Linked DNA regions of Homo sapiens: region 1 is linked to region 2. Evidence: read pairs that join two places in POLR2A ChIA-PET (ENCODE). Cell type or tissue: OCI-LY7. All regions are shown on one strand.

Region 1 (2,500 bases), 600 kb before region 2:
CTAACCAGATTTGTGAACTGAACATCATCGAAGATTTTTGTGATGCAGGCAGCAGGGTTGTTGAAGTATTGCCAGTGAGTAGAAGTGGTTTTGTGGCCACTGGGCCCCTTGCCCACCTTTCTGGGGCCTAATGGTGCAGATGTGAGGCATGAAGGAGTCCGGGCCATTGGAACGGCAACAGGGTGGAGGGGAAACAGACCAGGAGAGCTGGAGCATCTCACTGCCCAGATTGTTTGCAGCAGACAGCAAGAAAGTCCATTAAAAAGATGGTACTGGCCTGATATATCTGGGGCATCTAGTTGCCTTAGGCTAAAAGTACTCTCAACGTATTTTACTGCTTCTCCAAAGCAAACAATTGTTTAATTAGTAAAAATAAAAAAGCTACTTAGAGGAGGAAAGATTGAGGGACGTATTTTCGACTTAAGTAATACTGAATTAAAAATGGTCTCTCTCATCCTGTCTGCTGACATTCATTTTTTAGCAGAAAAGTGAAGACACATTGTAGGATGCCCAGAATTGCTGAATCCATCCTTCAGAATTGCATTCACAGTCAGCCTCTTAGAGAAAGCCGTGTTGGAGCTCTAGCTCTTCACCAACGAAGGCAAATGTAGAGCTACAGCAGGACCTACTGGCTGCCTTCTGAAAGGCCTGAAACAGGTAGTGCTTTTCTTAGGCACAACCTGGGGGCTTGTGTGGTGCTGATGCCAGTGGAAGGAGGGCAAGAGGGGTCCTAAGAAAGAGGAATGTAACTGGGAAAAGAAGAGTGAGAACTACTGAGGGATAAATAATTTAGAACCTTTCCAAAGGAAGCAGTAAATAACAACTTCTTAATGTTTTCTATGGAAGAAAAAAGAGCAACACTTAACATCTGTACATATCGGGTTTTTTTTTTTTGAAAGAGAAAGCTTTACAAAGAGTAATCATTGAAATGGAAAAAGCAGAAGTGGTTTGCCTAGTGAACTGGGGAATGGCAGAGGGCTAGGGTCTGTACTCACCAGGGTGTGTGTGTGTGTGTGTGTGTTTGTGTGTGTGTGTGTGTGTGTGTGTGTGAATCTTGATGTGCATTGAAAAATATAATAGAAATTGGTAATGGTTTCCTCCATCTTACTTTCTGACATAGTTCCTGGGGGCTGGGGAGCATATCCCCTCTTCATGAACATCAGGAAAAAAAATAGAGGAAACAAAATATAGGGCAGCAGACTTTGCTTATCAAACAACTAGCTTCCCTCTTTTGAAGTACAAACTGAAGCCCATGAACTTGGGCCAGTACTGGCGTATGGCCTTCCCTTTTAGTATTTTGTGTGTGTGTGTGTGTGTGTGTGTGGCATGCGTGTGTGTCATTTACAAATGCAAAGATAACAGCAAGTTCTTAGTTGGCACCAAATGGGGGACCGTTAAGTATGAGAAATGATGTCGATTTATCATTATATTATGCCTCTGACAGCGAAACACACCTGTACTTTTTATGTAATTTATTGACTGGTTATAGATGCTGTGCGAGAGAGGAAAAAATTAGCGCAGCTTTAATTACTCATGCTGCTGGTTAAAATATTAATGGGGCACAGAGTGTTGCATGCTCATTTCTGTTGATTTTTAATTAGCAGTAATTCATTTTGCACAAAGCATGTTGATGCCTTTGCCGGAGACATTAGCGAAGAAGCTGAATAAAGATGTTTTTGAGAGAGCTACTGTGCATACAGAATAAAGAGTGCCTGCTTCCTGTCTTGTCTGATAAAAGTTGGGCAAAGTGGGAGACAGATGATGAAACCAAACAATACCAAAGAATCACGGTATATAGTTTAAGTCTCAGGCCTGATCCAATTTGGAGTTTTCCTAAAACCTTCATTTTTGCACACTTTTTGCCCCAGAGGCCGTTATGTGGGTTATTTTGTTTGATTCCAGAAGACTGAAACAAAATCTGAAACACAGACTTCCTTTACCCCTTTTTTCAGTGAATGTCATGATGATATTTTGCTTAATGGAGAAAAATAGGCTGGCATGTGGGTTTTGTATGTGATCTCCTTGACAGGGCTGTAGGGGTTGGGTGAGTTGTTGACCCCTGAGGAGGAAGAGGACAGAGCATTTCAGGTAACTTCTTTTACCTGATAGATACAGGGAAGCCATGGATTTTCTATAATGTGGTGGATAGCTTTCCTTCATGTATCACATTCTAAAATTATTGTTGTGTATAAAGAGACTTCTAACCATGAGCCTCATTCTGTGAAGAATATAGTGAGGTCATTTTTGGCATAGGGAAAGTGGGAGACAAAAATTCAGCTGAGGACATAGTAAAACATGTTTTCTGGATTCTGCACACATTCAGAAATTGTTTCCTTGTCATTTTCCCCTCTTCCTCAGCCTCTCGCTTTGGTTCCAAAGCGGTCCCAGGGTAAATGCCCAAATAAATTCCCTCAGATTCCACTTGCTTTCAGCACCCCACCCGAGTGCATTTTCTGAGGCTTCCAGCCTGCAGAGTCTCAGTCAGCAACATCCTGTTCTA
Region 2 (2,500 bases):
CATTTTTAGCAGTAAAATAGTACCTCCTGGGGCCAGCCTGCCATGTTTGAGTCCCAGCTCCATAACTTCCTAACTACATAAGCCTGGACACTTTGTTTAATCTTTCCAATCTTTGAATTCTTCATCTGTAAGTAAGAATCAAAATATCAGTAGCTATTTTATAATATTGTTTTAGGAAACAAATGAGATAATATGAATTGTTTACCTGTAGTAAACAATTAATAAATTTTAGTTTTTATAATTATTACAGCGCCTAAACAAAGGAAAAATAACCATGTTATGGGCTGGGGAAAGAAAGATGCTGAAGTGATGATTTATGATATTCGGGAGGTCTCATCTCTTTGAAAAGATTAAAAATAAACATGAAAAATAAATAGCAATGAAAGTCAACACAAAGTCAGAGCTCAATGAATGATAAAGATGAGGGTGTCAAAAGTCACAGAAACAAAAGCACCTTGTTTTCAAATTATATTTATTAAGCAAGTTTCTAGACTTCATGGTCACATAAAAATGTATTACGCAAGTTGTAATTTGTAGGGTATGTGGGATATATCTGGGCCACTGATATGCTGATATTGGTCTGTAATATTCAGAAAAGTTTTCAACCAATTTTTAGGTATAAGGATATTTCATATAAAAATTTGGAGTTTGATTTTTTCCCCCTTTTTAATCAAGACATCTTACACTCTGTTTCTCTAACTCTGCATGTCAACAATTACTTGGGACAAGTAGCGACTACCTTTCTTACAAAAGTGAATGATCTCTCTGATTGACTACAGATCTCATCACTCCCTATTGCTTCATGAATACTGTGGTTAATTACACATCTCTATTAGCACTGCCCTTGTGCTGTTGCTTTTCTTATGTTACATAAATGTGTGTGTTTTTTTCAACCTCTTTTTTTGTGGAAGTAAAGAGCATTACTACATGTTTCCCATGTGTCTTAATCCATTTTCTGTTGCCATGACAAATTACCTGGGACTGGGTAATTTTTAAAGAAAAATGTATTTAGGTCATAGTACTAGATGCTGGGAAGTCCAAGATCAGGTGGCTACATTAGGTGAGGGCTTTGTGCTGCTTCACAGCATGAGAGAAAAGCAGAAGTACAAGTGAGCACAAGCAAAAGGAAAAGAAACAAAGTGGGGTTATCTGCTCTGTAACACTGCTCTTGTGAGAACTATCCCTATCCTGAGGGAAGTGCACTAATCCCTTCCTGAGGCCTAGGCCCCCATAACTCAAAAACCTCCCACCTCCCACCAGGTCCCACCTCCCAACATTGCTGCATTAAGGAATAAAACTTTCACCATATAAACTTTTGGGGGGACACATTCAACCCACAGCACCATGCAGACAAATGCCTCTTATTCCTGGTTTGCTTTACTCACTTATCTGATTGTGTCCTGTAGGCTTGTGAGTGTCTGTCCTGAATAATTTTCAAAGATTTAGATGTGAAATGACACTTGAAGAATGCTTCATTTTAAAAAATGTGCAAGGAGGTAAGTGATACAGGAGCGAAAAACAAATGTGACAAAGATCAAAGGAGGGGGTTGATATTATCAGATAATTTTTCATAGGGGAGGTATGTCTGGAAGGACACATAGGTCCTCAGGCTAGGAGGATGGCATTGGACAAGCAAATATCTAAACTCCACAAAACAGCTGTCTAGAGACCCTCAACATATTTTTCTCAATCACCAAATGTAATCACAGTGCTTCTTTACTTAAAAACTGTCAGTGGCTTCCTATTGTCTTCAGGATAAAAATCCAAGCTCTTTAGATTGACTTAGGAACCTTTTAGATGTGGTCTTTGGCTACCTTCCTATGCTTGTTTTGAAAGGCAGCCCCGAATCTCCCACGTTAGCCGCTGTGAGCTAGCCACACTCAAGGGCTTGCCGTTCCCTCAAAATATCAAACAATTTTACATTTTGAACTTACTGTTTGTTTAAATTTACTCCTGCCCCAACCCACTGTCACCTCTTTTGAGAAACTTTCTCTAATACCGTCTTACTCCAAAACTGAGTTTGGGACTTCTTCTCTGGGTTCATGAAGCACAATAAACAGGGCTGCATCTTCCATTATGCCTTCTGAGCTGTAAATCTCTTAATTAATTCATCTCCCTCAATGGACTCTCTCCTTGACCAGGGGGATCAGAGTCCAGCCCTGTGAGGATGCCACGGTAGGGCTTGTTAGCCCTGAGGGAGGAAGTAAGTATAGGAGCTAGGGAGTCACTTTACTAGCTAGGTGAGCATTATAGGAAAGTTCTTTCTGTTGAAAATGAGCTGTCAGCCAGGGCTTCCCTGCCTCTCAGGGATTTGTCAGTTCACTGTGAACTTCTCTGGAAATTCAGAGCCCCGCTTCATAATTTTCGCAAATTCCTGATAGTTTGCTTCCTTATGCATCTGTCCATCAACGTTCCAGCTGTCGTGTTAGTCCTTGTTTTCATCCTACATTGTCCTGGAGGCAACATTGAATCCCTCCACCAGTTCATGAAAGATCCTCTA

Evidence for each region. Peaks named below come from ENCODE experiments on the same cell type or tissue, not always from the same donor. Only the 100,000 strongest peaks of a DNase experiment are listed, where the experiment ranks them.
Region 1: POLR2A ChIA-PET joins it to region 2 with 25 read pairs; 2 of 35 experiments call an interaction of 5 or more read pairs at or near these places.

What each region holds. Positions count from the first base shown.
Region 1 is chr3:18,126,742-18,129,241 of GRCh38, forward strand. All of the region lies in intron 4 of BALR6 (B-cell acute lymphoblastic leukemia associated long RNA 6), which reads left to right. Among named protein-coding and RNA genes, the nearest start is that of BALR6, 170 kb to the left of the region's middle. RefSeq lists an enhancer at 1,129-2,004. In OCI-LY7, CTCF peaks have their summits at 634 and 841; DNase peaks (open chromatin) are centred at 630 and 960; H3K4me3 peaks cover 1,680 bases; H3K27ac peaks cover 2,095 bases.
Region 2 is chr3:18,722,535-18,725,034 of GRCh38, forward strand. No RefSeq gene overlaps it. Among named protein-coding and RNA genes, the nearest start is that of SATB1-AS1, 280 kb to the left of the region's middle. In OCI-LY7, no CTCF peak of the experiment used is centred here; a DNase peak (open chromatin) is centred at 1,097.